Linked DNA regions of Mus musculus: region 1 is linked to region 2. A link is a loop called in an ENCODE intact Hi-C map of the cell type or tissue named here. Cell type or tissue: left cerebral cortex. All regions are shown on one strand. Each heading gives the region's core, and the rest is flanking DNA. Links, peaks and the distances in the headings are about the cores only.

The links. A loop is a pair of places that touch in the nucleus more often than their neighbours do. Peaks named below come from ENCODE experiments on the same cell type or tissue, not always from the same donor. Only the 100,000 strongest peaks of a DNase experiment are listed, where the experiment ranks them.
Region 1: it touches region 2 in a loop (2.2-fold over the local background); 2 of 42 quality-filtered maps call a loop at or near these places.

What each region holds. Positions count from the first base shown.
Region 1 is chr1:13,185,184-13,193,183 of GRCm38, forward strand. Ncoa2 (nuclear receptor coactivator 2) reads right to left here. Exons shown (of 23, transcript NM_008678.3): 5 at 4,904-5,007; 6 at 1,550-1,727. Among named protein-coding and RNA genes, the nearest start is that of Prdm14, 62 kb to the left of the region's middle. In left cerebral cortex, for the core only: CTCF peaks have their summits at 3,194 and 5,579 (motif pointing right); DNase peaks (open chromatin) are centred at 3,426, 4,170 and 4,537; H3K27ac peaks cover 1,625 bases.
Region 2 is chr1:13,248,532-13,264,773 of GRCm38, forward strand. All of the region lies in intron 2 of Ncoa2 (nuclear receptor coactivator 2), which reads right to left. Among named protein-coding and RNA genes, the nearest start is that of Gm23169, 78 kb to the right of the region's middle. In left cerebral cortex, for the core only: no CTCF peak of the experiment used is centred there; DNase peaks (open chromatin) are centred at 3,299, 7,145 and 8,048; H3K27ac peaks cover 264 bases.

The DNA.
Region 1 (8,000 bases), core at 1-8,000, 67 kb before region 2:
AGTAATGAAAAGAAAGAAGAGCTGCTTAACGAAGGGAAATACATCAATACCTTCTGAAACACATTAGAGAAAAAAACAAAAGAAAGAAAAGAATGACTAATGTGGGTTACTAAAGAGTGTTAATTGATCAAGTGTTAATTTCTCCTCCAGAGAAATGTGAGTTGTCAGAAGTGCCCCAAGTAAAACCACCTTAATGCTTTTCTTTACCATCCCCCAATGAAATGGCAACCTTATGAAAAGCAGTCATTGGCCTAACAGGTGACAGGGACAGAGATGCCACAGTGGACCCAGGCCAAGGCTTGCTCACAGGCTGGAAGGAAAACCACTCAGAGAGCAGGAAGCCAAGGTCACTTGCCTGCCCACTGCTCTGGTCATCCAGGTACCTTTACACCTCTACCTTTAGTCTATCAGCATTTGTGAAATCTATTAACATAATGAGACGCTACAGAACTGTCCAAGAAGAAAGGAAAACATGCTTATCAGCCCACACTAAGAAGTGGAAACTAAAGAAAAGGTGCGTGAGGCCAGGGGGAGGGGTCTTCAGACAGGAGGTAACAAGCACAAGTCCTTTGAGCAACAGAAAATCCCTGAAGAAAATTGGTTACTTCAACTATGAAATCCACTCTTCTGAAACAGAAGAATTCCACACAAGTGCTCACACATCTTGGAGGACGGCTGCGTTTGCAAATGTTTTATCCTCATGAAGCAAAACTAGCCATAATGGTAAATAAAAAGGATCTTTCCCCATTTACTGGTTAACTATAAGACTAGCACATACAAACAGTTTCAAGAAAAAGAATACTTGCAATCCAGGAATGACCTTCCTAAGCACTGAAATATGTACTGTGTTTTACCTGTGAAAATATCCCTAACAGTGACAACACTAAGGAACCACTAAGAGTGAACAGCAACCCTCTAAGGCAGCTCCACGCTGCCAGGCACTCACTGCCAACGGCGGCCTGCACCACAGGCAACCTCTGAACAGAATCCTCCAAAGAAGGATAGAGGTCAAGAAACTTGGGGAAAGTGGAACAACGGAGGGACAGATGGACGGGCATGAAGGGCTGAGGGGCTGTGCCCTGCAATGCCACCTGCAGAGCTGCTCAGGAGACTAACATGAACCAGTCCTCTGGAGTCACTGTCTGTTACATTGTGCCTGTGTCTGTTTTCAGAATGCCCCATACACACATATTCTTCTTATACATAGAACTCAAGGGAGTCAAATCTCAAACATGTCATGGCCCACTCTTTTGATGGCAGGCGAGAAGCAAAATGGATGATCAAGTTGGTGGGCAGAGAGGGAAGGTTGCAATTTGTTTTAAAATATAACAAACCCTCCTGCTAGTTGCTGGGGGCCTTCCGCCTGCATCATTCCACAACTCATAAGATCAACAGTGCATTAAGGAGCAGCATCGGCAGCCTTCCATGACTACCTGAATGCTTACGGTTGCTGACATGCCTATGACAGACACAACAGGCTTTACTGACTCACTCTCACCAAGAGAATCTGTTGGAGTAGTGGGGGGCAGCGGGATCCACTGACATTTACCCATGGACTTTGGCAGCAGGTTCTTGACAAATTCAGTGTGGTCCCCGACATGCAGGATGCTGTAGACACTCTTGTTCATCAGCTCTTCTTGGTTATACCGTAGATACTGTGTCACATTCTCTGACACGAACACCACACTGCCTTCCAGGTTCACAACGAAGAAGAACCCATCGAGGGCCTACAGGGTGCAACAACATAAAAACATGCAGCTGTCATGGGGGAACTGATTCTTCAAGGAAAGAAATCTCCGATGCCCTTCAGAAACAATGAACACATGTTCTCTGGGGAAATAGAAGTGATTCCATTATAGTGGAAGAGAGGCTAGATTAGGGTCTGCTGTTAAAACCAAAAAAGAAACATGAAGTCTGTTAACCTGCCAGAAGAGAACTATGGCCAAATAAACAAAGCAGGATGGGGGAGTACCACAGGGCTAAGTGCAGGAGTCAGGGCATATGCCAAGAGAGAAAGGGGCTGCTGCTACCTTTTCCCCTCAGTTTAAAAATATCAGGAGAAATCCCCTAATTTTTACTTTTAAGGTGGCCAGGATTTAAGTGAACTCACAGATGGTCGCAGACCTTCAAAGCAACATCCGGCCTTTACTGTCTGGTGTGTAGGGAAGGATCTGGGTAGGCTCTCTGGCCAGGTAGGTGAATGGGGACGGTGCTACGGGCTAAGTGTCTTGGGGGTGGCTAAAACAGCTCAGTGCTGGTTGCCTGCATGCTATAACGGGCTCACTGTCACTCCATGTGCCCACCATGTCTAGACTCCAGAAAGAGACTGGTCTCCACACTTTAGGAAGAGAAGGTAAACAGCAGCTGTGGGCATGTTCACTCTGCTGTGGGCATACTGTGTCCTCCCAAGGCCCTCTTCTCCAAGGCACAGAGGGGATCAGGGGTTATGGAAGGAAAATTGCACATAGTCCGCTAGCGACTCCAGGAGCTCAGATACTTCTCCTGGTAAGACTCCTTCTGGTCTGCCCTGGCAATGGCAGCTCCGTGTCTCTCCTACATCTGATGCTTGTTCAGAACAGAGCAGAGTTTCCCTTCACAGTCTAAGAAGACCTGGACACCTTCAAAGCTAAATTCCCAGTCAGCTGATGCCACTTAGGCTCTTCAGATACATATCTACTGCATTTAAAGCATGCCCAGTCCCCACACGGTGGTGAGGGATGGCCGGAATGCTTGGTCCACCCAAGGCTGTTTATATAAAAGGCTTCTGTTTTGTCAGACTAGATTTCCATCAATCTAAAACTGATTCTGGGGTATAAATAAGAAGTTGTTTAAAGAAAAAGTAAACTGGGTGTGATGGCATCAGCTATCTTAATACCTGGGCTACAGTAGAAGAACAAGGCCAGTCTGGACTAAAGGTCAAGGACCTGTCTTGTAATAATAACAGCAAAAAAGCGAACAACAATGAAACCCAAACCAAAGCAAACAAAAAAACCCACTGGCTTTAGACTTTCCTTAACTAGTCTGTCAGGTTTTCTCTATAGCATGATGCACATTCAGGGTAAAGCAAGACTCTAGAAACCTAAGTGGCCAACAACACAGGCTGCACTAAGCTGTGTACACTGGAGAGGCACAGCAACAGCACATGGCACTTACAGATCTCTTGTTACTTCTCACTACTGCCACCGCTGGGTGTTCGTTCAGCAGAGTTCTTAGGCTTTCAATACTACATTACTAGTGTTGGCTTTGAAAGGGCATGTGGCTTCTTAGAGTATGGTGAGAAGGCTCATTTGTGGCCTAATAAAATTGAAAAATGAAAGTGGCTCGTTTTATAAAACTGTGTTTTTTAAAGCTCACTATGATATGCTCTGATGGCAAGAGCTGACATTTGCTTCTGTTGCCTAGCAACCGCTATGCTATGATGCAAGCATGAGTGTGCATCTATGCCTAGGAACAGCTCTCCGAGCACACACATGCTCTCCCTGTTGAAAGGTCTCCAGTTAAGCCGTAAGCCACTAGATCCCGGAGCTTCCTCTCTGGCACGCTGACTTAGTACTCAGCTTGCACAGGCGCTTCCTCAATGCACTCCACTCATTCTCAGAAGATTATTTTCAAACAGCAAAAATTTTGGTTTGATTTTATGAAATAAGGGCCACTGCCATCCTGCAATCCAGTTTCTACAATTAATGAACTTGTTGCAAGGGCTAAGCCACAGCCTGCCTTGCTCTAAGCGTTTCTTTTTAAAGGCCTCAAAGTCCTCCTTGGGGTTTCAGTGCTATTTCCCACTCCCCGAGGCATAATGAATAAACAGTTATATGGAAAAATTCCAATTAAATCTCTGCTTACAATTCACAAGGTTTTCTAAAGAAAGCTGTCCTCCTCGGCTCTTTTATGTAATTCTAAGTGGTCACCTGGCCACAGCTTTCTTTCCCGCTCCTACAGTGTGTGGGAAGTGCCCCTCTGCCCCCTAGGGATGAGCTGTTAGTTGTTAATGCAAAGGCGAGCTCCCAACTACACAGGACATACCTGCAGATTTAGCGTTTCTAGATGAGAAAGGGGACAGTAAGGTCAAGAGAGTGCCAACTAGCTTTGTTTAAAAAATCCTAGTCCTGAATCCACAAGCCTGCTGCAGCAGGCACAGAGCAGGCACAACGCCGCGGTTCTGACCACGTGGTCCTTTACGCTTAGAATGTCTTCAGCAGAGCAGAGCGCCACGAGACTTGAGATAATTTATGTCTCAGGCAGCTCTGTCTATTCACTGCTATTTCTTCTCTCATTTTACCATAGCCCACATCTTGAATTTTAACTTTGAAAGAGGGACAGTAAAGCACTGGGTGTTTAGTACTCATTAAAAAAACAAGGAGGATTTTATAAGCCTGAGACAGTAGCTGCCCTAAGGCCCTAAGGCCAGTCACTCGGTTATGCTTTTAAAAAGTTCCTTCTTCCTATTTTAACCTTGACTTCTATGAGAAAAACATACTAGTTGGAATTACCAGCCCTAAAAAGCATAACCCTCGTTTTGTTGGCTCTCACATTTTAAACCGTCTACACAGGCCGAGGCATGTGGCACACAGGAACCCTGAGCCTGAGGCAAGAGTCCCACCCTTCAATAGGACGTCCAAGTTCAGCTTCAGAAAATAAGTGCTCAACTGACAATTCACACCTGCACTTCGTATTTTCATCTAATTGAAGTCTATGCTGTTCCACATACAGAGAATGTTGCTGGGGCAAGAGCTCACAGATAGACATTCCCACTTGCATCAGTAAGCACAGCAATGTGGATTCTCCTTAAATCATATGTACCTGAACATACATAAATGCAGCACATGAATACTGAAACATGTGTGATACAAAGCCACGGGAGCGTGGTACTCCAAGCATCAAAACCAGGTAAGGCTGTGGTTACCTCAAGCATCATGGGCCCCAGTGCATCCTTGTCGATGACACCCTGCCCCGTGGACGACACATCTGACTTCTGCACTTCATCTATGTTGGCAGCTGCTGCTTTCTCTGCAACAAAACACAAGAGCAAATTAAATAGTGGTGCACACCAAGGGCACATCAACACCAAAATCTCTGCTGGGGTCAGGTGTGCCTATGAATGAATTAGAGTGCAGCCAACTGCCCTGGAGGGCGGGACTGGCTAGGAGGAGGACCCAGATGGCACCTCTCACCTCCAGAATACATGTATCAGATTTCCTTTCAGGCTCTGGAGAAAATGAGTTTAGAGGGTTCATGCTGTTCCTGGCAGACATTTTCAAAATATAGATTATGAAGCTGAGCATCCTATGGCACAATTATAAGGGGGTGGGGTGAGGTCCTCTTGCTCCGAGTTCAGAGCCTTGACCTGGCCTGCTCACAGCACTCAATGACTCAACGCAGATGGGGTGAGCAGCCCCATCAGGCGCTCAGAGGATGTCAATGGCTGAGCTTTGACTTTGTACAGAGGAGCTGGACAGCGAGCACTCCAGGACTCAAACTCCCAGACAGCGCTGAAGTCGTGCCATCAGCATTTTTTTTTAAAATCTATTTATTTATTTATTTTATATATATATATGAATACATTGTAGCTATCTTCAGACACACCAGAAGAGGGCACCAGATCTCATTACAGATGGTTGTGAGCCACCATGTGGTTGCTGGGAATTGAACTCAGGACCTCTGGAAGAGCAGTCAGTGCTCTTAACAATTGAGCCATCTCTCCAGCCCGTGCCATCAGCATTAGAGTAGTTGCTTACAGGGGAAAAGATGCATAGCTATCAATACATGTGCAAATGAGCTCCTTCAAGGATGGCAAGTAAGTTTACAGCATAACATACACAGCCACAACCTGTTAGAAAACAACACAAAAGCAATGTGCCAATTACATGTAAACTGAATAAATTACATCCTTGTTTACGCTGCATGTTTTCATTATAATTAAATGTAAAAAAATTAAAGATTCAAACGAAACTGTAACTCAATTTAGTATTCACAATCAACTTGCTTTTCCCTGACCATAGTAACTATTTTCTTTGTAAAAAACAATTTTATGCAGTATTTAAAAAAATCTGTTAAAGTCTAATTTATGGAACCTAAAAATAATTAGGGAATTATGTAGATCCTCCAAATCTTTCTGCTCCCAATGGAAAGTGTTTATGATGTCTATTTGCCAGTAGACAAAGAAGATTGTAGCTCCGGCTTGAGTCCATTATTAGCACCACAGTTCAGAACGAGGCAAACCAAGTGTCAGTGTCTGCCACCTGTGCATCATGGCTATGTCAATGACAGATGTAAAACACACTTCAGAAACTACAAAGTAGGAAAGAACCTCCTCCCCAGGCTGTCCTCGGCTCTCCATCCTTCCTCATGCGACAACTGCTAACCACAAGCACTGGGTGCACTCTGGTCTTCTCAAAGAGCATCACACTGCGTTTTCTTCAGAGAGCTGACCGGCCACACACTGTGCCCACTTCTCTTGGTTCCTCTACCGTCTTACCTGTGGCGTGGTTTGCTCTCTTCCCTAAGAGCTCCCTAAAAGTCGCCTCTCCACAGGCTCTGACTCATCCTAGTGGTCCTCAGAGCGCAGGAAACACCCTCTTCTCCAATCATAGGACATAGGACTGGCTGCTATTGTTACTGTATAGGACTCCCTTCTCTCTGGTAAATCCCAAAGACAGGGACGCTGGTTTTTAGTCAGACCCTCACTCTTCCACCTAGAAGCACAGGACCCAGACCTGTGCCACCACATCCCTTACCTACTTCTCTGGGCACTGCAGAGCGGTCACCGCCTTACAAGGGAACCTGCATGCTTGGCACTGAGCTCCCACGAGTCATCGATTCTGAAGCATGCACTATGTTCTGTGTGGGTTTGAGGCCCTCCCCGTGCACCCTTAGTTTTACTCTTCAGTGTGGAGGAGCGAGGTGCTGACAACCCTTGCTCAGATGGAGCACACGGTGTCCTTTCCTGTGCCCCTCACTGTCTGTGGGGTGTGTCCTCCTAGATATATCCTCTGGCAGAAGGATACACAAGAGGTGTCCTCCCAAGGTTTCAGACTGTAGGGGACACGGGCACAGACTAGAGGGCTTGCCTTCCATCAGTCCGATATGCATCCAGAGCAGTGGGTCTCGACCTTCCTAATGCTGTCAGCCTTTGATACAGCTGCTCATGGTGTGGCGACCCCCACTCTAAATTATCTTCATTGCTACTTCCTAGCTCTACTTTTGCTACGGTTAGGAATCATAATGTACATTTTTGTTTTCCACTGGTCTTAGGTGACCCCAGAGTAAGGGTCATTCCCCTGCAAAGGGACCATGGCTCACAGGGTGAGAACCAACGCTCTAGAGGATGCCTGAGTGCTCTTGTCTTCTCAGTCCATAAAACAGAACGAATGCCGCTGCACTGAAGGCAGATTAGTAAGCCAGAACAGGACATCTGTATCTTCAACAGCCAGCACTGTAGGCCAGGAATGTCACTCTGTTTGGCCGACAAAGAGGGCTGTCCCTGGCCTGGGCACAGTGAGAGTTAGTGAATTCGAAGGTTGGTGGAATGGAAAGTTATTCCCCTCTGAGCTCCACTTCAGGGTGCAGCTCAAGCCTAGAAAGCAAGGCGAGGGGCAGGGTTGAGGAGTACGGCGCAGGGTTTCCAGAGAATTGCTCTACAGAGAGACATTTGTGTGGACACGGTAAATTCCCACGCCTCTGCTCTTCTCTCAGTTCATCCTCCACTGTTAAATCTCTATCTTATTCCTTGGACTTGGGTCAGGCATGCAGCTTGGTGGTAAATGTGAGGCTCCGGGTTAGAGAAGGAGTGTGTGTGTGGGGGGGCACTTGGCTGACGGTAATGTTGGGGGATCCAGTGAGAGATGAAGCTGCAGTTGCTGTGAATGGGAACTCCGTGCCTGTTACTGACAGCTACAAGAGCAGCCCGGGCTCTCACCTGCGATCCTTCTCCCTAGCCCTTAAAAAGTTTTAATCTAAAACAAACAACATTTTCTCCCTAATGGAATAAAATACTACTACTT
Region 2 (16,242 bases), core at 3,254-11,253:
TGCGCCATCACGCCTGACAGGGAAAATCCATTGACGAAGCCCACTTACAGGCAGGAAAGAGCACTGCGTTCACATGCTGAATACAGAGATGCCCAAGCAACATGCAATTCTCTGAGTCTCATGTGTCCTATATGAAAGGGTAACAATTGGGACTGCTATAAATCTGTGGGTTACAGGTACAACGTGTAGCTCCGGCCTGATGTAGTAAGACACCTCAATGGCAGCTACTGCTGTTTCTTAGGCTGACGTGTGTGCTCCCTGGTTTTATGTCAACTTGAAATAAACAGCAGTCATTAGAGAGGAGAGAACCCTAACTAATTAAAAAAAAAAGATTCAACAAAAGGAATGTTCTGATTTAACAAAAGGAAGAGAGAAATAATATTTGAAAATAATAAGAATTATAAGAAAAAAATAAAAGTGCATATGTAAAGTTAATTGGACAATTGTAGCTGGGAATCTATGGTCTTTATATCCTAAGCTCTATGCACACAAAACAAAGTCAATGACTTCTTAATGGACTTCTGTGATATATATGTCAAAAAACCCCAAAACCCAAACTGGGCATAGTGTGCACACCTTTCATCCCTGGTGCCGGGAGTAGTGCAGAGACCAAGGCAGGCAGGGCACTGTGAGTGCAAGGTTAGTCTGGAATAGAGGGAATTCCAGGACACCCAGGAACATAAACAGAGACCTTGTCACAGAGACAAAACACAAACACAGAACAAGAACAGACCCCTGATTTTATTCTATCCCAAAGTTAAAAAGTTCTAACCTAGAAATACTCCATAGCAACTGTGAGCACACGTTTGTGTGACTAGGAATGAGGTAAGCTCTGAAGGTGACATGAACAACACTTTGTAGAATGTGGATGGACAAACAGTGTGTACTCATAATCTCATGACCATCATTCGTCCATCATTATCGTTAAATCATCATGGTATAACTACTAGTTACAGTAGTTATCATGGTATAACTACTGGTTAAATCTATTTTAAAATGCAATAACGAGTTTCACAACTAATTGTAAGAAATGCAATAAGAATGTCATTTGAATTCCTGTACATAGCAGATGTGGAAGTACACAAAGCCACTTGAGCCTCTAGCATCCTTCCTTCAGAGAGCAAGTGAGACGCTCACCTCTGACAGCCTCTGCTGCTGGGTTATCACCCTATGAACACTCACTAGGGACTGCATTCTTTCTACCAGAGCAAAATGAGCCTTATAGAAGACCCAACAGTATTCTGAGTAGAGACTGCTAGCTTGTCGGGTTATTTTCAGCAGTCGCTCCTATAAAGAGCAGTGCATGAATGTCTCAGTCCATCCCACTGCAGGAGAGGACTGAGGAGAAGGGCTGCGAACTGCGACTTTCTCTAAACACAACACTGCCAAGTCCCACTTTTGAAGTCAGGCACAGGGTGCACGATGCACTTCCAGTCCAGCTTCTGCCCCTCACCTAAGATTTCAGAAGCTTCAAACCACAGCCCCAGGCTCGCCACTGGTGCAGCTGCAAACAATCTAAACTTCCTTTTAGATGAATCTATTCTTCAAAATTATAGGACTAAAATTGAAATTAAGTGACCTGGTAGCCAAAATTAATACAAATGTTAGTGGTGTAGGAAATATTAAACCTATACCATAGGCTTTCAAGAATGCCTGAGGTTCAGAAATGATCCTATGTCAAAGGAGTGTGCTTCACGGATTAGCTGAGCCCTCCGAGGGCTGATGAGGGAACGCTCATCACTTTCTGAGATGCCTGCGAGGCTCTCTGACTGACCAGAACTGTAAACTGTCTGACTAAAGTGGAGATGAGCACCACAGCCGCCATCACTCATTTCAAATCCCCAGGCCCAGAGAGTTCCAGGTCCAGCCAAGACTTTTCCAGTATTTACTTTTTAAACTATTTATATATTAACTAAAAAAAACCAATATTCCAAAAATGTTACTTAGAACTCACAAAGTAAGCAAAGGTGAGACTAGTCTATACCTAGTCTTTGAGCTATAAAGAATCGACGTGGTAGAGACAAGGTTGCCACATCCCTTTGACCTGTGTTCCCCCGAATCCTTGGTCATTCAGGGAATGTGATGGCTGTTCTTGGTTGTCAACATGGCTATATCTAAAATTAACTAAAACCCCAAAATAGAGGACATGGCTGAGAGGGATTTCTGCTTAGTTTGAGGTAGGAAGATATACCACGAATCCAGATCTAATATAGAATACACCTGCTAGAAGCCCATACAAAGGTGATTCTCAACGCGTGGGTTTGACCCCTTTCGAAGGTTGCGTATCAGATACCCTGCATATCAAGTATTTACATAATGATTTATAACAATAGCAAAATTACAGCTATGAAGTAGCAATCAAATATTTCTATGGTTGGCTCCCAGACCTGCAGGAGTGTATTCATGGGTCCCAGAGTTAGGAAGGCTGAGGTCACTGCTGTATTCATGGGCCACAGAGTTAGTTAGGAGGCTGAGGTCTCTGCTGTCTAAGGAGAGAAGGAAGGAGCTTTTGTTCTTTGCCTGTGTGCTCTCACCTTGCTAGCACGTCCATTCCTTCTCTGGCACTGGAGTTGACTACTTTGGGATTCCAGTGTACACTGAAGATCAGCTGAGCTATCCAGCCTTGTGGACTGAGCAGCTACTGCGTTCTTGGACTTTCCATTCACAGTCAGACATTGCTGGATTAGCTGGACCACAGCCTGTAAACCATTCTAATTAATCATGTATACATATACATACATGTGTATATGTGTACATGACAAATGCAGGGCTCAGGATCTGCTCTTCACACTTGGGTTCTGTGTATTAACTTCATCCACACAGAACGTAAAGTGCAAAACACTGGGATGACACTTGATCTTCCCATCCAATGAAAAGGGATGCTATGAACATGTTAGGCCAACACTCTCATCCACAGAGATACATCCTCGTCCTCCTTAGGTCTTTCACTGACAACCCGTTTAATCAAAGATCACTTTTCCTTTGTTCACTAGTTGGCCACACAAACAGAATAAAAGACCAGAAGGTACTTTATGTGAGAACTAAATTTATTCAGAGTCAGATAATTATTCATCTTTTCCTAACTTGTGCAAGAACCAGCAAGACTCCGAACGAGGGGTGCTAAGAAGGATGTGCCTTGCGCTGTCTCTAGACCCGCAAGTCTCTCAGTGGACAGAGCGTGGTTTATTAGCTGAGCTGATTCCGACTGCTTCAAGCACCATTTGATAATACTTTTTGAGAACGTGGGCTTCTTCCCTTCACACTCCTCACTTTCTCCTTTGTCTAGAAATAGCTCTAGAATATTTACTATTTATCTTTGTTAGGCAGAAGGTGGGAATAGCTGCAATCCCAGCAACACCCACAACAAAGCAGAAAAATGCCATCTGTGGAGCAGAGAAACCCTTCCTCCCAGCTCAGGGAGCCCAGCACACAGTGCAAGAGCCAATTCTCCAGGACAAACAGAAAACAAGACCCACAAAACTCCACAAAGGCCATAGCAGAGAGATTATCTGCAAAATGAAATTCGGTTATGGCGAGTCAGGAGGCCTCAGCAGTAATGCAGGGGAGAATCGGGCACAGAATCATGTTTATACACATACGCTATCTATCAAATGATTAGGACAAAGGTGCTGCTATAGTGATTGATGAGAAAGGGTCCTGATCAAACATTTCTCCTTGGCCATCACTAATCACCACAGAAATGCAAGCCAGAAGCAAAGTGAGACACCAGCGCATGCCCCTGAGAATGACTATCAAAAGACCAGAGGCCAAAATGTGACCATGAGGATCTAGAAGCTGGCTCCCTTCTGCACTGCTGCTATGTCAAATGACACTAGGCCAGCACTGAGTGGGATGGGAGGTTAAACACAGCAGAGAGTAGGGCAGAGTGCGAGCAGATGTAAGAGTCACCTACAGAATGGAGACTTACCTTTAAAGACACTGCGCTAAGTGAAATAAGCCAATGGGGAAAATCCCCAAGACCCGTGTCATTCCTTGGGCATGAGGGGCCTGGAATGGCAGAAACTAGAGCACTGGCTGGCACAGCGAAGGAGAGAAGACTGGGGATGTCACGATGCACTCACAGCTGGGGAGGACACAGACCCCAGACACCTGACACGGCTGCATGGCAGGGGACGTGTACAGAATGCCTCAAAGCTGTACCTCAAAAATGGTGAGAACCTGAAGCTCAGGGGCCTTATATTTAATAATCTCTTCAATGTTCTCTTAAAGCTTCATTAGTTTTCAACACTACTGCCTCAGTAGAAATGTTTCTCTCCAGCTACAAAAACAGGGAGTCCTAAAACCAAACCAAAACAAAACAGAAGAAATCCCCTGGGACTTAGTGGTCAGAGTGATTAGAAACCCCCAATGTTCTATCTGAGAGGCCAAAAGGCAACACACTGTACAAAAGTCGATGACAGCCGGCACCCAAGTTTCTAGTGATTGATGCTAACCTACTGGTCACTACTGAAATAATGGGCAGGAGAGATGGCTGAGGAGGTAAGAGGTGGTGATGCTCTTCCAGAGGGCCTAGGTCCCCAGCATCCAGAGCGGCTCAGCAGCAGGTATTAGTACTCCAACTCAGGATACATGATGCCCTCTGGTGACCTTCAAGGGCACAAGCACACACATGATGCATACATACACATACTTGAAGGCCACACATACACCCACCCCAAGAAATAAAACATAAGTGAAATTGCTCAAAATTTGTATTTTCTGCTGAACTTTCTAGAAAGAGATCAAAACACTATGCCAACTAAGCAACAGAAAATCATGAAAAGCCCAGAGAACAAATTTATCTCAAAAGTCAGAGTTTTCTTAAGTGAGCCACAAATAAACAAATGCATGTAGGTTTTCTACAAGCCAGCTGAATAGATTAACATGGGAAAATAGATTCATTCAAAGACACAAAACAAGACTTTGCATGTCAGGGCTGTGCTGCCCCAGGGAATCCTTCTGCTGTACGCTTAAGTCTCACCACTCCCTTCCACAGAGGACTCAGCTGCTAGGTCATTCCCAGAACCTGTCTGTGGTTTCTCACTTCCCTCTAGGTTGCTAGCATTCCAGGTGGTCTCTGTGATCAAATGGAGCTGGAGTGGGGGGGGGGGTCCTCCAGGATACTACAGTCTGGGTAGCTTGCTGCAGGGATGCAGGTTGCCACAGGGATGCAGGGTGAACGTGCAGACAGCAGTAGCTGCCTTTTCTTACTGCTTTAGCCACTCCTCCCATAAGCCACCAGCGCTCCTTGTCCTTGGTAGGATTAAGGCATGAGTTCTGTTTGAAAAGTGGTTTGCTAGTAAAGCCAGCCTTTCCCAGTCAGGGAAGGTACCAGATTGGACTGTTCCAGGCTACCTGTCCACTCAGCATTATTCCTCTCTGGAATCTTTATGCTCCACATTCCCAACACTTCCTAGAGAGCAGCTGGCAGGACAAGGAGACTGGGTGTGGAGTCAGACTGCAGACTGCCATTGCTGAGGAGGACACTGGCCAGCCCAGAGGCCAGATGGAGTCTTTCCTCTGTTGTACCTGGAAGACCCGGCCACAGCAACACCCATCATGCTGAACCACCAAAGAGCATTATTGTGGTTGAATTACATTTCCCCCTTTGGACATGGCCAATCTCATTAGAAAAGCGCCTCCTTCTTTACAGATTAACTTGTCCCTCATAATGGTTACATTAGGTTACAACTAGCGGGAGTGAGGGGTGGGAGTGGGGCACACAGGGTGCTAACAGTGCACAATGTGTTGCTCTATTGTTCTCATAGGACCACGTGAAGTGGATAGCAACACTCCTCCCAGTTTACAGAGAAGTGAAGTCATTACCAAGCCTCACTGCGTAGGTTCAAATCCAGAACTGCTCTTATACGCTGCACAGAGATCTCGGTGGCTTGCACTCCTGCCTGGCATGGAAGAGGAAAGCAGCCAGGCCCTGTGCATATGGTGGCTGGTACTTCCTCTGAAACCAAAGTGAGCTCAGGCATCCCCTAGAATTCTAGAGATGACAAAACTAAACCTCAGTGAGTGAGGCCTATTCAACACTTCACAGCCAGTGAGACTGGAGTGAGCACAGGCTCTGCCACTGTCCTTCTTCAATCCTCTCAACAGCCAAGACAACATGACTGCTCTCTTCTATGCTGCAGCGGGGGAAAACGGGGCTTTGAAGATGTTGGAAGTTCAGTTAGGATCAGGCTAGCAAGAACAGAAGTTAAACACACACCAAGCGAACCCCAAACTCGGGTCTTCCTTATAAAGGTTGACTGGACTCTACAGATTATGTTTGGAGGGCACTGAGTGACAAAGGACAGATGTGCAGATACCATCATTTCCATGTATTGATCAATCAAGACTTGCTGCATGTGTGCACTGCAGAGGATTTGCACACAGTGAAGTCTTGGCCCTCTGACATGACCATCTAGAGATAGTAAGATGCTTGAACACAAGCTTCAACACCAGCAGAAAAGGCAGCTGAGTGTGTGTGTGTGTGAGAGAGAGTGTGTGTGTGTGTCTGTGTGTGAGAGAGTGTGTGTGTGAGAGAGAGTGTGTGTGTGTGTCTGTGTGTGAGAGAGAGAGTGTGTGTGTGTGAGAGTGTGTGTGTGTGTCTGAGAGTGTGTGTGTGTGTGAGAGAGTGTGTGTGTGTGAGAGAGAGAGTGTGTGTGTGTGTGTGAGAGAGAGAGTATGTGTGTGTGTGAGAGAGAGTGTGTGTGTGTGTGTGTGTGTGTGTGAGAGAGAGAGAGAGAGAGAATGTGTGTGTGTGTGTGTGTGTGCATGCACGCCTTCTCCCGTCCAGACCAGCAGCATGGTTCTAGCCACAGCACACCCATCTCACCCAGCCAATTTATTCTACTGGCTCCTGGAGAACCACAGAGTGAGCAGGGCTCCAAGTCACGCCAAGCCAGCTCGGTCAGAACTGTAGCCTGTCTTCAGGCTCTCTCCTCCCTCACCTTTGCCTCTGTGACCCTGAGCCTCACAATTCTTCCTGCTCTAAAGCCACTCCTTGAAATCAGCACGCAGATGGCTGACGTTTCAGTGATAGTGTCTAGGCAAATGAGGCCCCTACATTTGTAGCTTCGGGTATCACCGTAAGTTCCAGTGCCCACTTCCAGCCTCTCACCCACATTTCTCTCCCTCACTGGAAGTGTCCAAAATAGATCTCCTTACATGTCTATGGAACCTTCTGGTGCCTGCTGCTCCCCACTCTATCAACTGACAATTTCTTACAAACCCTTTCCTCCTTCAACTGTGAAGCCTACCCACTTCCAGAACTTTGGATCTGTTTAAGACTGTTGCTCCTCGGATGTCCCAGATTTCCTTCTCTTCAATGCTTCTCACAAAGCCACCTCCCACAGCAGCAGGGTCTTCTCGCTGAACGCAGTGCTATCTTCAGTCTTCCCCCTCCTGGGCCTCTGTGTGGACCAGCACGTCCAGTGCTGTTACTTTGGTTTAACTTGTAGTTGTCTCATATCCTTCAAGTGTAACCGAGGACAGAAATGGCCAGAGGATACAGTGCTAATTTCCCTGCAGTTCACCACACACTGCAGGAGCGCAAGTGCTTTTTCTCACTGTCAAAGCAAACAGGGGCTGCACTGAGGAAGCTGTGCACTCTTCGTTTTCCAGCCAGATCCATCAAACAGTCCCTGTGCTGTGTTGTCTGAGATCAGCCTGGTCTGGCCCACTAACTGTTCATGCTTTCTATCTGCTTCCACTATAATGACCTCTGTGAGAGCCAAAGTCTTAATTACTGTGCCTAAGAGTTCCATAAAATAACATTTCTCTAACTTGTAAGCCCCTTGCTCAAGGGCAGATACTTCCTCAAATGCTAGAGGCTATTGTTTAGGGAGGATAACAAGCCCCATGTTTTGACTTCCCTAAACAAGTCTGTTTGAGCCAATTGAAGTCAATGTGCTTGATCACATGTACGTAAGATGTATGCTTGCCCCTGATTGGATGGACGCAGGAGATACACAAGCAGGAAGTATGTCAGGATACATGCTTGCCCCCAGTTGGACCTGGTGGGAAAACACGGCCTTATGGGTTTTTAAGCCTCTGCAAAATGTGACTCATCAACATTTTCTAGGAACCCAGGAGTAGACCTTGCCAGGGGCCATCATCCTGGTCAGTATTTGTTTAAAGCTTGCTTCAAATTTGGTTCGACATTGTGGTAGTACTCCTACTCTCGCCTGGTGGGATTAAGAGCTTACCCCGCAGTCTTTCTAAGGCTTATCATCTCCATGCCCACCATCTGAGGAGTTCTCTCTAAATCACAGCCCTTTCCTCAGGCCTCAGCAGCCAAGGAGAAAAACTGTGGCTTTCTCTGTATCAGCCTGCTATTATCTACGGATGTATCTTACCCTCGGTAGACTGCAGACATGGCCGTGACCAGCACAGTGAGGGTGAGTCTGATGTCAGAGTCTCTTGTTTTTATTCGTCTTTGTATTCTGACAGCAACACAAGAGATATGACTCAAACCTGACAGCAGTCACAGCATTTTATTACAGAGTCTTCAAGTTTTCTTAAGGAATGATTACCTATTGTAAAAGAAATGAGAGAAAGGGGCTATCTGTAACCTCTTAAATGAAAAAAATAATTATATAGAGATTTTGTACATAAATTCTGCTATAGTTTAAATATACAAAACTAGGAATAGAATTTAGTCTTAGCTACTGACAACAAACTTCAGATTATGAGAAACACAGTGAAGCAATGACTGAGTAAGAGGCCATTACAGAGCTGGGCCCTTGCCCTGCTCACTGCAGTACAAACGTGCTTCAAAGCCTCACAGCTGAGAGGCCCCACACACAGAAAAACACACCAACGAGAAGAGAGGAGCCTGACCTGCTGTTACACACGAGTCAAAGACAGGGGGATGACAAGTAGACAGAAAACTCCTCCTCGGACGCCTCCCCTTAAACCCAATGTCTCAGTTACCATGAGGGGCTAGAACCTCACTCACCAAAGCAATCTATAAGAAAACCAAATGCCGGCCAGTATGCAGTAGCTTAGAAACCGCAGAGACATGGAAACTGCTCAGAAGGCCACAACAGGCAAGGTGATTTGGGTTCTTTGAGACATTTTACTGTGCAGCTATGCAGCTACTGTTGGAATCTCATAACCCTCTGCCTCAGCCCTCCCCCAGCTCTCACCAGTGCTGGGGCTGAGTATGTCTGCTCTCCGTATAGCTGCTCTCACTGCAAGTGGGATTCTCAAGTCAGTGGTGACTGCGACTCGGCAGGGCAGAGTTGAATGAAAACCCAGGGCCATCTCTTCCCATACAGTCAACATTGTAGTAAATACATCAATAGCATAACTGCCAGTGTTAAATAAATCTGACAAGCACAATCACACAGTTAACTAAGAATCTGCAAATCAGCACGATAGAATCTATATCCTTTTTGTAGATACTAAAGGTTGTCTATTTGTTTAAGAATATAACCAATACTTCCGTTTCTTTTGAGACAGAATCCATTCTTTAAGAAGCAGATCTGCAGCCAGAGATGATATTCAGTATGGCACTGGTTTATCAGCCATAAAGCCCTGGGTGTGTAGTCCCAGAACTGACACACAGGCATACCCACACTCACATCTACACCCAGGATGATACACAGGCATACCCACACTCACATCTACACCCAGGATGACACACAGGCATACCCACACTCACATCTACACACAGGATGACACACAGGCATACCCACACTCACATCTACACACAGGATGACACACAGGCATACCCACACTCACATCTACACACAGGAGAGAGGAAGGGAAGGGAGGGGGAGGGGGGGAGGGGGAGGGGTATAAATGAGATTTCTATCTAAAAATGGCATCTTAGTTTTTGAACAGACACCATGGCCAAGGCAACTCTTACAAAAGACAGTATTTAATTGGGACTGGCTTACAGGTTCAGAGGTCCAGTCCATTATCATCAAGGGAGGAGCATGGCAGGAGAGAAAGGGACTATTCCTTCATCATCAAGCACATCCCATACAGAACGAACAGCACTGTCATATGGAGAGAGAACCCGTCAAGGGTGGTGACAGCTTCAGACACAGGGCAGCAGGGACAGCCTCAATGAGCCCTTGAGTTCCTGCCACATGGGGACATGCTTTGCACTGGTCTAGGAGGGGTGAAAGATAAGTACCTAGGCACGAGCAAACAGTGGCCAGAAAAGGGAAGAGACCTTACCTACTTGAAAGTTGGAGCTCTGAGAGATAAACTCTAGAGATGGCCGGAGATAGAAGCTATACAGCAACATTAATATATTTAATGACACTGAATGTATGTCACAATGGATTTTAAATGGGGAGGGGTTAACTTTACAACAAGATAAAAAATATACTTATATTTACGTTAGTATATGATATAGTAAATAGTATACCCTTATATATCACCAAATAAGTATATGCTCCTAAATTGATCCACATATAAAAATACCATATTCATGTCAAATCAGAGAAAAGTATGATCCCATGAAAAAGGAGAAAGCCAGTGATGAGCTGGGCTGGAAATCCAAGTGAGAGAGAACTATAGATTCCAACAGCAATCAAACAAGCGGCACTGGCCCAAGTCCTCAACCTCTGAGATCAAAAGCAAGCAAAATACTCATAGGATGGCCGGGGAATGCCAGAGGCATACATTACAAACCAGGAGACTTTCCTCCTCCTCAACTGAGGACTGCGATTGTTTATCAGGATATAGAAACTGTATTATAAATTTACTCTAAGAAAGTTATGAACATTTTGTTGAACTATCCAACATACTGGGAGGTAGGTGTGTGTTTACATGTTTGCCCTGCTGGTGACAGAAGCTTGGGCCTTACTCATGAGGAAGGGCTCTGTCTCTGGTGACACCTCCAGCCCAGAAGCTAACTCTTTTTGTTTTTGTTTTGAGACAGGGTTTCTCTGTGTAGCCTTGGCTGTCCTGGAACTCAGAAACCCGCCTGCCTCTGCGTCCCGAGTGCCCGAGTGCTGGGACTAAAGGCTGCGCCCCGCGCCCGGCTCAGAAGCACAGACACCCCTGAGTTCGGGTCCTGGCTGGTCCTTAACTGCTCCTGATCTGACCTTTGTGGAGGCAGGGTCTGTCAGTGAACCTGGAGATCAACAGCACATCTGTACTGGGCGAGAAAACCTTTGCGAAGAACCTGCCTCTCCCCCCAGGCCTTTGCTGACTCATCTATCTCCCAGGCCTTTGCTGACTCATCTATCTCCCAGGCCTTCGAAGCAATCTCACAGCCATTTCTAAGACAATCTTAACTGGCAACATGGCTGCAAGGTATCCTCTTAGTTATAACTAAACAACCAGACTCACAGCTATCACACATGCATTGGCAGACTCCAGACAGGCATTTTGCTAAACCTCATGCCTATTCAAGCAGCCATGTCAACAGAGGCAGGCAAGTCTAGGTGGGTAGGAGCAGGAAGTGCCCAGTTAGAATCTTCTAATCCACGATTGTCTATGGCCTCCAAGAAGTTTTTAGTAATGGCAGCACGTCAAGGTCCTGGTGAGGAAAACCCTTATTTCCTTTGAGGAGACTGAATCTGGGATTCCCCTCAGATATTTACATTCCATTCAACTTTCTATCAAGATACAGTTGATAGCCGGGCGTGGTGGCGCATACCTTTAATCCCAGCATTCGGGAGGCAGAGGCAGGCGGATTTCTGAGTTCAAGGCCAGCCTGGTCTACAAAGTGAGTTCCAGGACAGCCAGGGCTATAGGGAAACCCTGTCTCGAAAAAACCAAAAAAAAAAAAAAAAAAAAAAAAGATACAGTTGATTAGGGTCATTTTTCCTGCAGCTCCATAGATTCATGTTGGAATAGTTAGAAAAATCAGAAGAATAGGTACAGAGTTTAACCAAAGCTTAAAAACTCCAACCTGACACATCTAAAATGTATCAACATCCAGAAAAGCCAACACACTAAAAAGTACGCAAATTGTGTTAACAGTTCCAAAAAAGAAATAAAAATAGCCCCTATACAGTCTCAGCAGCATCCAAAATCCACTGTAAAGCATCAAGGGATATTGTTTCCCATTCTTCCCATGCCAAGTCCCTATAAAAATGTCTTAAATACCAAATGCAAACCTGCACTTCCGGTTACAGTGGAAAATTTCTGTAGCCTATCCCCGGAGTGTTCTTCTCTAGGTGATGGCCAAGGAAATCCTCATAGGTGTTCAAGGAGCAGGCAGAATGAGGCCCTTTGTCAAGATGCAGAGGACCAACCCTGACAAGGAGCAAAGCCAAATGAAGAATGCATTCACACAATGGAGGCCGCAGAGCACCAGCCTACCTCTACACGTACGTGGCCATTACCTTGAGAAGTATTAGGGGGAAAGCAAGTTACAAAACAGCCCAGCAAGTGACACCTTAAAGTAAATCAAATGGTGTCAATAACTGGGCACACAGTGGGTGGAACACTTTAAGATCTTGGTACACTGAACAATGAATTCACTATGGCAATTGTCTCTGATAAAAAGAAAAGAGAATTGTACGAGTAATCCACCGAACGGGAGAGTGAAAAACATTACTGTAAGTTTCAGGACCACCAACCTGCCTGCACAAGTTAAAGTCCTGACACTCAGTGATGGTGTTTGAAGGCAGATTTGGAGAGGTGATGTCAAAGGAGGTGAAAAAAGGAACCACCAAATGCAGGCAGGGAGAGTTATCCACCAAATGCAGGCAGGGAGAGTTATCCACCTCAGCACTACATGATCCAAACAACGGACGACGGTGGCTCCTGTCTGTGTTTTCTTTATAGATGTGTACATATAAGCAAGTATATATTAATACACTATGACTCCTACTGTTTTTATACTTACATAGTTATACAATACAATACATTAAATTTCCATTCTCCAAACTAATCAGTGAGAGGCTCCAGCAAGCCTTCTCCCTGTTGCCAGAGACGCGGTCCTTTTAGAAGGCCACCTCTACTGCTCTAAGCCCACACATTGCCTTTCGCCAGTCTCCCTTTCTCTGCTTGTTCCCTTTCCATTTCTCAACTGCATCCTGAATAAACCAGGAGCAAAGTAATCTTCATAAAATACCACTTGGGTAATGACACTTGTCAACTCTTGGGATTTAAATATTTGATGGTATTTACAAGCTGTAGAAAACTCCTTTATCCCAAATTAAAAGGCCCCAAAGCTTAGCTCAAAGCCACAGCTTGTCAACTCTGTAAAAAATGGCTCCTTCTAGTCTTGCTGCTTTACTCAAAGTCCTGTGTAGGCTCTGCTCGCTCCCCCTCCTTTGGTCACACTCTTTCTTGCTTCAGATGTTACGTCTCTCTCTCGTAGTGCCTTCCTCTGAGATTGCAGTTTCACTGTCTTGCTAAATCCGGGTCTCCTTCTTTTTATGTAAAGGCCCCCTTAACCACCTCACCCAAACTCCAGCTTACTCATTCTCTCTCTGAGCATTTGCTGGATGCCAGCACAAGACATAACTCACAGGTGCACAAATGAAGCTAAGGGCTCCTTTTCTTTTCTCCTTGCTGTGTATGTTGATTTTAAATGCATATCATAAATTTCTTCAACACTATTTTACAAGTCGTTGGGGTTCAATAAATGTCCTCTGCTTAAATGTATAATAAATGCATATGGTAATAGACAGTTTAAAGTTTATCCTTGGCGTTTTTGAATAAACACATTTTCTTGTGTTATATATAACTGAACAGAAGAACAGTGAACTTGGAGTCAGAAGGTCTGTGTGGAGCTGGGGCTCCAACATGGGCCATCACTGACCATGATCCATTCCAATAGGATGAAAAACACTCCATCTTCTGACAGGATCTTTGTGGCTGTTATGTGGAATGAGTGAAGAGATGTTTGTTGCTATACAAGAAGACTGCGTAGAACTTGTTTATTACCCAACAGACATTTACAAGGCTGTTCTCAAAAGATGCCAAGACCCTCATTTACTACAAGGCCTGCTTACGAAGACTCATTTCCTCCTTGGCAACCAGCAGGGACGCTGCTTTTGCCTAATGAAAACAGAGTGACTACAGAAATAAAAAAATGACTGTTTATTTAAAAAATAGACTGTTTATTTTCCGTGTTTGAGTATTTTATCTACCTACATGTAAGTATATATAAGCACCATGTTGACCACAACACCCACAGAGGCCACTAAAACTGGAATCACAAATGATTGTGAACAGTAGGTCCTCTGCAAGACAGCAAGTGCATTTAACTGTTGGGCCGCCTCTTCTCTGAATGTCATTCAATAATCCTACTTCTAAAATGTCTCTATTCTATGAGTAACACACAGAGTAGAGGCTGGTGGGGTGGCTCAGCAGGTAAATGTACTTGTTCCCAGGCCAGACTATCTGAAGGACCCATGTGGTAGAGTCAGCCATCCCCTCTGAGACAGTAAGACAGACAGACAGACACGTACACACACCACCAGCAAACACATACAAATATATCTGATATATAAATACACAATGTTTTAAAATTTTAAAGGAAAAATTTGAAAAGTTAATAAAATTGCTAATTAGAGTAAGTATTTAAAACAAAACAAAACTAGTGCAGAGGACTGGAGAGATGGCTCAGTGGGTAAGAGCACTGACTGCTCTTCCGAAGGTCCGGAGCTGAGCAACCACATGGTGGCTCACAACCATCCACAATGAGATCTGACGCCCTCTTCTGGAGTGTCCGAAGACAGCTACAGTGTACTTATATACAATAAACAAATCTTTTAAAAACAACAGCAGTGCAGTGGACCTCCAGGGCCACAGATCTTCACCTCATCCCTGACGCACTGCAATGACCTGGGGATCCCACAATTGTCTCCTTGAGTTTTACCCCACAAAAGCTAACATAAAATAGACCATGTAAGTCTGTTTAAGACCTCCCAATATGCCTTACACTCTCTTTTACACTTAAATAATGTGTGTGCATGCGTGTGTGTACATGTGTCAGGGACAACTTATAGTTCTCTGCTCCCACTATGTGGGCCCTGATGTGGACCTCAGATAGGCACACATCAGCAAGCAGCACTACCTGCTGAACTACCACACAGGCCGTACACACTCTATTTTTCTTGCTATTCTTTGGCCTTTTACACCCATTTAATGACCTCCAATCTGGTCACTGGCAGCACAGATTTGTGCACTGTGTATCTGTGGGTTCAGTTAGATACAAGAGCTTCTACTAGGTACACTATGACCGACTATCTGTCCTTCCTCTCACTATAGTTCTCTGTGACACAGTATGCTTGCATGGCAAGAATGTTAGTGGGTTGAACCACCTCAGCAGTCCTCAGGTCCAATGTCTTCTTTGTAAATGTGAGACAGAGTCTCACTTGGGAGTCTGAGCTGGTCTGAAACTTATGATCCTCCTACCTCAGCCTCCACAGTGAACGGCCACCACGCCCGGGTAGCTTTATCATTTCCATATAAAAATGTACAAGGAAAATACAGAAAAGAAAGAAAAAGAGCTTGCATATTTTTTTAATAATTTTTTATTAGGTATTTTCCTCATTTACATTTCCAATGCTATCCCAAAAGTCCCCCATACCCACCCCCCCACTCCCCTACCCACCCACTGCCCCGAGCTTGCATATTTTTAAAAAAGATTTATTTATTATATGCAAGTACACTGTAGCTGTCTTCAGACACACCAGAAGAGGGCGTCATATCTCATTGTGGATGGTTGTGAGCCACTATGTGGTTAATAGAATTTGAACTGAGGACCTTCGGAAGAGCAATTAATGCTCTTAAGTGCTGAGCCATCTCTCCAGCCCCGAGCTTGCATATTTTTACTGTAGGAACATAGTATTTAAGTTGATATATTCACTTCTGAAAATTTTAAGGCAAAAAGGTAATTTTAAAATCAATTTATAAAATTGACTCCTACCATTTCCCTGTAACACTATAATAAAAATATTTCCTTATTTCAGTGTTTGACCTTTTGTCTAAATGTGTGTGTGTGAGAGAGAGAAACAAAGAGAAAGACAAAGGTGTGAGCAGAGGAAGGAGAGAAGTAGATAGACAGAAGACAGTCAGGCAGACTGACAGGAAAGCAGCTAGGACAGGCAGACAAACTGACAGTAGTGAAGTACTGCTATGTGGCCCAATCAAGACTAGAACTCATATTATTGCCGCTGCCTCATGACTGCTGGGCAAAATAACTTTTAACACTGCCATAATATTCTAAGTGGCAGTTATAGTTTAAAGTAAACCTGGCAGAACTTTCTCATAACTTCAACCTCGCCATTGCCATTTTGTTCACGGTGTGCACATGCTTGG